Regions from separate parts of the Homo sapiens genome. Here region 1 is linked to region 2. Evidence: read pairs that join two places in POLR2A ChIA-PET (ENCODE). Cell type or tissue: OCI-LY7. All regions are shown on one strand.

Region 1 (4,000 bases), 200 kb before region 2:
TTAAGGCTCTGCTATGTGTGTCCCAGCCAGGCGTTTCCCAGGAAGAGGTGGCCAGCTTTCTTTACGTGAGACTGGCCTTTGTCCTGAGTGTGCATGTTGAGTCTCCCATTCACTAACAGAAGATGTCTTTGGTTGAAGAGGAAAAGACAAAAGAAATCATGGAGCAAGCTATTTAGAAAAAGATGAAATTTTGATGTTTAATTAAAATGAAGATGAATTTCATAGTTAATATTAATGAAGAAGTGTCACCTTAATTAATCTTCCCAAGTTTGGGTAACTATTACTCATTCTAGAGCACAAGCTGGCAAAAACTATGGCCCACAGCCAAATCTGGTTGTTAGCTGATTTGCAAATAAAGTTTTATTGGAACACAGCCATGCATATTTGTTCGCTTGTTGTCAACAATAACTGCTTCTTACCTGTAAAGTAGCAGCTCTGAAATGAGAGGATTTTGCCTACCAGGGGACATTTGGCAATGCCTGGAGATATTTTTGGTTGTCACAACAGAGTGGGGGTGAGGAGGTGATGCGGCTGACATCCGAGGATTCTGCTAAATATCAAAAGGCACAGGATAGCCCCATCGCCAGAGAATTGTCTGGCCCCAAATCTCAATAGTGCTGAGACTGAAAAGCCCTGCTCTAGTTGAGAACATGTAGGATGGAAGCATGGTCCCTTAGGTTCTGATACAGGTGAGAGAGTAGCACCTCTTCCTGTCACACATCAGGCAAATGTAGTTTGTACAGTGGAAGCAAAGGCAAGAGACCCTAACAAGATATTATAGCAGCCTTGCAAGATTTCTTGCAGCACTGGGTGAATGCAGAATGGGTAATGGCAGGTATGTTGCAAAGGGTGATGAGCAGGCATAAGTTCAGAAGGGAGGATGAGATGTCTGGCAGGATGCATTGTTCAGGGAGGGGCCTGTCCTCTCCTTAGTCATCTCTTACCTTCTTCTGCCTCCAGGGTGTGGATATTAATGCAAGAGGAGAGTGGAAGACCTTGCCAGCCCCTCTTGACCACATTAATCTTCATGTCCGTGGGGGCTACATCCTGCCCTGGCAAGAGCCTGCACTGAACACCCACTTAAGGTAAGTGACAGGACTCAGGTTTTCCTTTACATGTCAGTTAGCTCAACAATTTGTAATGAAGTCCACCAAAATGTAAGCATCACTCTCAAACCCACATGCAATTCTACTCAACACTTGTTTTTTCTTTGTTTGCTTGTTTGTATTTTAACCTTTTTCAGACTCTATACTCTTCGACTAATTATTAACAGCTCTTTTATGTCTAAGTGGGTGAGTTGATAGGTCTAAGAGTGTCATCTTTCAATCTCACAATTGAAATGGAAGTCAAAATAGGAGCCACCACGATTCATAATAGTTTTAGTATACTATTGGGTCTGATTGAATATTTCCTAATAAAACTATTGCTGAAAAATTGTTTATTCCTCTACAAGATGTTAAAATTCTAGATCAAAGTCTATGTATAAATTAACCATAGCTAACATCCAGTGAGTGCTTGCCCTGTGCCTAGAACTATATGAATATGGGCATTTCCATGTGGAAATTATCTATTTTTTCTTAGCAAAAGGAAAACATAAATTCTGTGAGGTTAGTACTGTTACCACCATTTCATAGATGAGCAAAAAGGCTAAGTGATTTGCTCAGAGTCACACAGCTACTAAGTACATGAATGCGGACTAAAATTCACATCTCTCTGGTATCAATACTAACATTCTTAGACTCCCTATTCATTTGATTCTAAAGATTTAAATAAAAATGAAGAACTTAGGACATTTGAAAATAGAACTCCCTGTATATGTTTCAGATATTAGGTCACGAAAACAGATTTTCAGCATCAGGATTTTCCTTTCAAAAGGAAAAGAAAGAACCCAGTTAGTCTGGTTGTCATTATTTTAAGAGCCTTAAAGCAGAATCCTCTTGATTCATTCACTAATTCATTTGTTCATGATATGAAGTCATAGAGCCAGACAGAGACAGAATTAGAACTAAGACACAAGTCTCTTGAATTCTAGTATGCAGTCTTTATCCCCCAAAGCACTTCCCTTTGCTGCTTTATGTTTGTATGTAAAGTCTTGGTTTGTGGCTGTGGCTTTACTTTTAGCTAATGCCTCTCTGCCTGCTCACTGCAGCCGCCAGAAATTCATGGGCTTCAAAATTGCCTTGGATGATGAAGGAACTGCTGGGGGCTGGCTCTTCTGGGATGATGGGCAAAGCATTGGTGAGTAGAGGTTGCCTGAGATTCATGCTGATGGCACTGACTACATTCCTGGATTATCTTACAGGCCTGCTTTCACCTTTTCCCTATTATAACAATTTTGCATTTTAAAATATAATCATTTGTTAATTCAAGGGTATAATCCATATTGGACATGATCTTTATTCCTCATGTAAATGAAGCTCAGTTCTGAATCACCTCCCATTATGCAACCTTTGTAATCCACTATAGAAGGTAGCAATATGGGAGCCATGGGGAAAGTTTATTTGTAGCCAGCGGAGATAAACTTTCATAGGATTTATGGTCAAGGACACATTCCCGAATTACATGGTTTACTGTCCCAGTAAGAGGGGTAATACCTCTATCCGTTGTATTATTTATGGGATATTTTCTATTAGGAGTTTATAGGAATTGGTAAACTCTCAGGAGGATTGCTCAAGAAATTATTAGCTATTTCTAGACAAGTGCTATCCAATAGAACTTTCTGCAGTGATGACAATGTTCTATATCTTCTGCTGTTCAATATTGTATCTAGTAGGCATATGAGGCTATCGAGCATTTGAAATGTGTGACAAGTGCATCTGAAGAATTATATTTTTAATTTTATTCAATCTTAACAAGCTTAAATTTAAACGTGTTACATTTTACTAGTGACTGCTATCTTAGACAGCACAGTTCTAAGGGATAGCCAGTGGCAACTGACTGAGTGGTGAGTCATTTAGAAAAGGGCCAGCACAGTCGAGCTCAGTGCCTCACGCCTGTAATCCCAGCACTTTGAGAGGCCGAGGCAGCCGGATCACCTGAGGTTGGGAGTTCGAGATCAGCCTGACCAACATGCAGAAACCCCCTCTCTACTAAAAATACAAAAAAATTAGCTGGGCATGGTGGCACATGCCTGTAATCCCAGCTACTTGGGAGGCTGAGGTAGGAGAATTGCTTGTACCCGGGAGGCGGAGGTTGCAGTGAGCCGAGATCATGCCATTGCACTCCAGCCTGGGCAACAAGAGCGAAACTCTGTCTCAAAAAAAAAAAAGAAAGAAAGAAAGAAAAGAAAAGTGAAAGAAAAAGAAAGGGGCCAGCACACAGGAAAGAGTGTGACAGCCACGAGGGCAGGGTGTAGGATGGGAATACTTGAAACCAAGCTATTGACTAGTTCACCTTCACCGGCTGTGCTGAACTTCATATTCTTCCTAGGCCTGTGGCACACATTTAGGATAAAGGACAAAGAAGGCTTTTCTTTGATCATCTTTGTTCTCTGGAGATCACATTTTTAAATTTGCCTAATACCTCAAGATAAACCCACCAAGACACCAGTGTTGGTGTTTGCATATGTATATGCATATAAATGTGTGTGTGGAGATGTGTACATACAGCAAAAGAAACCTGGAAATTCTGAGCTGGTTAGGAAGATGCTGGGATGGTAGACCACAAGGAAGAGAAGTGACTTAAAAATGGTGTCAGGAAACTGTGTTATATGAAGTGACTCTGTCAGACAGATGTGTCTATACACATTCATTTCAAGCATTTTGTGTAAACTGAGTGTGGGTGCAGGGTTTGATTAGTCTCCATAAAGAGCACTTACATTTTAAAATAGAACACTCAAAAGACAGAAATAAAAACAAAGATAAGCCTTACTCTCTCAAACAAGACAAGTAGGCAATTAGAACAGCATTTATATATTCTATAGCATAGAGTTCTACAGCACAGGTCCAGGCCATGTTTATCTTGTTTTTTGTTTGCAGATACCTATGGGAAAGGACTCTAT
Region 2 (4,000 bases):
ACAGAGTTCTAGACCAGCATGAGAATCGCCAGAATAAAGCAAGGCAGTGCAGGAACAGAATTCAGCAGCAAAAGTCAAGAGACACCTAGAGGCAGAGGCAGGAATGAATTTGTCACTTTCAACTTAACCTGAAGCAGCCAGATTAACTTCTTGAGTTTCATTTAAGAAATTATTCCTCTTTTAAACATACCTATTGAAGTCTAAATTTTAGGTATTTTATATATTTCAGTTCTGGAATTTCCATTTAAATCTTGCTACAATTTCCAGTTGTTTGCTAAAATTGCATATTTTGTCATTTACTTTGTTGACTATATTAACATCTGTCATTTTAAAGCCACTTTTTGATAACTTTAACATCTGAATCTGTTTGGGTCTATTTCTTTTGTCTGTTTTCTCTGTTCAGTTTCTGGGCACGTGATTTTGTTTTCTCATACAACTAGTAATTTACTTGAATGCCGGATATTGTATATAAAAACTATAGAGATAATTTGAGGCTCTGAATGATTTCATCTTCCTCAAATGATTCACTTTTGCTTCTGCTGGGATTGTAGCAGGGGCGGATCACCTTAATTGAGCTGATGAATGAGCTGGATCAGACCTGAGCTTCAGCCTGCATGATGGCTGCTCGCCTTTGCTCTTAGCCATGTAAGTTCCAACTAGATGTCTGAAGTTTAACAGCTAAATCAAATTGTAAATTACATAACATAATATTTGCCCATTGCAAGCATGCAATTCAATGAATTTTGATAAATTTGTGGAGTTGTGCAACAATCACCATGATCCAGCTCTAAAACATTTCATCTTTCCCCACCCGGAAAGTTCCTTCATGCTCATTTTCAGTCAATCCCTGCTTCTACCCCCAGCACCAAGGACTGGGGTCTTTGCCAGGCTCCTCTCCTATTCAGTAGTCACTGAACGTAAATGTTCTCCAGACCAGAAAGGTGGTGGATGCTCCTCAAAGCCTGCTACACTCTCAGTCTTCCCTTTTCTTCTCAGCTACTTAGCCAACGATATAAAACTGGCAAATGACTTAAGGCGAAAGTGGTCTGTTAGATCTCTCCTTTCTCGTTGAGATCCCAATCCCTTAAGTTCTTACTGCCTCAGTAGCTCCAAGTGCCTTCAAACGTTTATTTTTATATTTTGTTAAGTTTTTCTAGTTGTTTTTGGTGGGAGTGTTGTTCTGCAAAAAATCAGTCTATTAACTCTGAAAGCCAGTTTCTATATTTATTAAAGGTGAGGTGCAATGTTTTATGTTTTTATTTTAGGTAGAAGTATCTTGAAGAAAGGAAGGAGTGAACCTCTCTGCCTTCCCTTTTTTTTTTTCTTTTTGAGACAGATTCTCACTCTGTCACCCAGGCTGGAGTGCAGTGGGGCGATCTCAGCTCACTGTAACCTCTGCCTCCGGGGTTCAAGCGATTCTCCTGCCTCAGCCTCCGGAGTAGCTGGGATTACAGGCGTGCACCACCACACCCAGCTAATTTTTGTATTTTTAGTAGAGATGGGGTTTCACCATGTTGGCCAGGATAGTCTTGGCCTCTTGACCTCATGATTCGCCCGCCTCGGCCTCCCAAAGTGTTGGGATTACAGGCATGAGCCTCCATTCCCGGCCAGATTATCTCTATTTCTAAGAGTTCTATTACCCTTCTGCCTTTGGTCCACCATGGGACAGAGTCTTGACACGTTTGACCTTTTACCACAAGGAGGAGCTGTGACTCTACTGAGATTAAGGGAACTCAGAGGAAGGGCAGAGCATTCTCAGGATGGGAGACAGTTAAAAGAAATATTGGGTTTATTTACAACAGGGGAAAATGTGGTCTGCAGAAGCTGTGTTAATGCTGAAATGTGAGAGGATAAATATAGACTATTCATTTGCCTTGCTGTGCAGGTGCTTTTGATCTAGCAAAGAGCCTAGACTGCCAGATTTGTTGCATGTGAACCTGCATGGGATGAGAAAGGGAGAGAATTTGAGCTGGGAAAGAGCAGAGCTCACAAGCAGATGCCAGTGGAGGAACTCTTCCTGAGAGGAATAAGAGAGGCTCTGGATGCTGGGCCTCTTCTCCAGTTCAATCCTGCCATGAAATGACTTCCTGGAACCTGGGCAGTGAGCCTGACAAATCAGGGCTTCCTTGAGGGATCTTGCAAAGAGAGTAATTACCAAGGGAAATCTACCTATCAGACCAAAGAATACCTGGAGCACCATTCTCCTGACTCTAAATGATGAAAAACCTAAGCTAGAAAGGGTTTTTTTTTTTCTTTTTCCTCTTCTGAATGTTCCTCTAAGTTCTTGGAGTGAGGGCTTCTTCGAAGGATAGGAAACCTGTCTCCTGGGTCTGAGCTAATGGTTCTATCAAAACAGCCTCACCAGACTCCCTTCCAGCTTCCAGCTTCAATATCTATCCCTGTCTACCAAGACCCATGGAAGCTAGACTTGTCCAGATATCAAAAGATGATGCCAAACACCTGGAGATGGGAAAGAAGGTGGCGTGGACAGACCTCCAGGATGCACATCTGAAACAGGCTCTTCATTTTGTTTTGACTACAGCCTCCTGTTTCGCCTTTTCAAAAAGCATTTGGAATTTCCCTTACTTCTTGGAAATCCAAAAATACAGCAAAGATACATTTTCTATAGGCTCTAGTTATTCAGTAGGAGGGAGCTTCAGAATATCTCTATACTCTACTATGCATATTCTAGCATGCTGCCCGGAAGTGAAAGTCTAGCCAAACAGTTTAACAGGAAAACCGTTAGCTGTCCTGTGGAGGTTAATTTTGCAGTTTATTTTGGAATGGAACAAAAGAAGGTATTGAAGATAGGAATCTCATTTCTATATGCTAGAATCTAAATTTCTTAACTTTCTGTAGTATGGGCCATTTTCAAATCAGCTAAAGTCCTAAAACCAGACTATGGGAAACACACACTTCTAAGCTCAATATTAAATATCTAAAGTGACTAACTAACGTAGGGTTGGAGAGGCAGGGTCCCCCTGGACTTTTCAAACTCCTACCCTCACAAAAAATCTAGAACTTCTTCTCAGTAACAAAAATAAGATGACGTATAATCATTTTTCATTGTTAATAAATAATCTCTATCCATCATGGCATTGCATTGAATTTGTGTTAATTGTTGCTAAAAAATGACTGTGGGTTAAACATTTGTGATTCATATAATAATAGAAATAATAAATGTAAATGTTTTAAGTGAACAAGCGAGATTTTAATAGCTCAACAGGCAAATAGCATGAACTGATGCTCTGCAAAGGTGAGGGACACCTGGCCTGAGACAGGATGTCTTATCTGATTTTGGTCTGAATTTCATTTGGAAAACTGGCAGCTGCTGGTCAACCTGCAGGGATATGATCCCATGAGCTGATATGCAATGTTGACTTTTGTATTTTTGTCAGCATGAAATAATTTTTTTTTTTTTAAATCAGGGTCAGAGTCTCGAGTAACTAGCAGCCAGCTGATAGAATGGAAGTGAAACCATGGCCCTCGTCCCCTTGCAAACCTGGAAACCCAGTGTTGAGCATGTGTGAAGAGAGAAACAGAATCAGGTGAAATGAAATCTTCCTAAGACCCTGCTCAGGAAACTAAATTTGACGTAATTGGACACAAGAAGTTGTTCATCCATTCTATTCCGCCAGAGGAGACAGGACAGATTTCCCGTGCGTTCTTGGGAAGCTGGAAGAGGGAGACAGCTCTGCCAGGTGGAGTGATATTCTCATGAGAAGTGAAAAAGAAGAGGCAGAGATGGAGAGTTTGGTTCTAGAAGGGTGGAAGGTTTTGCTTATAAACATATCAACACACTTGCTTTTCCCGCCAAGATGCAAACTTTGGGGAATTGCTCAAATATAAGATGGGGTTTAAATATTGGACAGCCAAAAATATGACCCATGTTCAAAATATGCATCCTGGTATCATTCAGTTCGACGTGTTCTAGTTCTTCTGCAGCTTTCTGTCTCATTCCTTTTGCCCCTACAACTCTCCACCTTTTTGTGGATTAAGT

What was found. Peaks named below come from ENCODE experiments on the same cell type or tissue, not always from the same donor. Only the 100,000 strongest peaks of a DNase experiment are listed, where the experiment ranks them.
Region 1: POLR2A ChIA-PET joins it to region 2 with 7 read pairs; 2 of 35 experiments call an interaction of 5 or more read pairs at or near these places.

What each region holds. Positions count from the first base shown.
Region 1 is chr7:142,098,653-142,102,652 of GRCh38, forward strand. It overlaps MGAM (maltase-glucoamylase), which reads left to right. Exons shown (of 71, transcript NM_001365693.1): 67 at 961-1,085; 68 at 2,150-2,238; 69 at 3,978-4,000. Among named protein-coding and RNA genes, the nearest start is that of MGAM2, 11 kb to the right of the region's middle. In OCI-LY7, no CTCF peak of the experiment used is centred here; no DNase peak of the experiment used is centred here.
Region 2 is chr7:142,302,064-142,306,063 of GRCh38, forward strand. It overlaps TRB. Among named protein-coding and RNA genes, the nearest start is that of PRSS58, 46 kb to the left of the region's middle. In OCI-LY7, CTCF peaks have their summits at 80, 288, 1,701 (motif pointing right) and 1,902; DNase peaks (open chromatin) are centred at 78, 1,728 and 3,488; H3K4me3 peaks cover 2,084 bases; H3K27ac peaks cover 3,034 bases.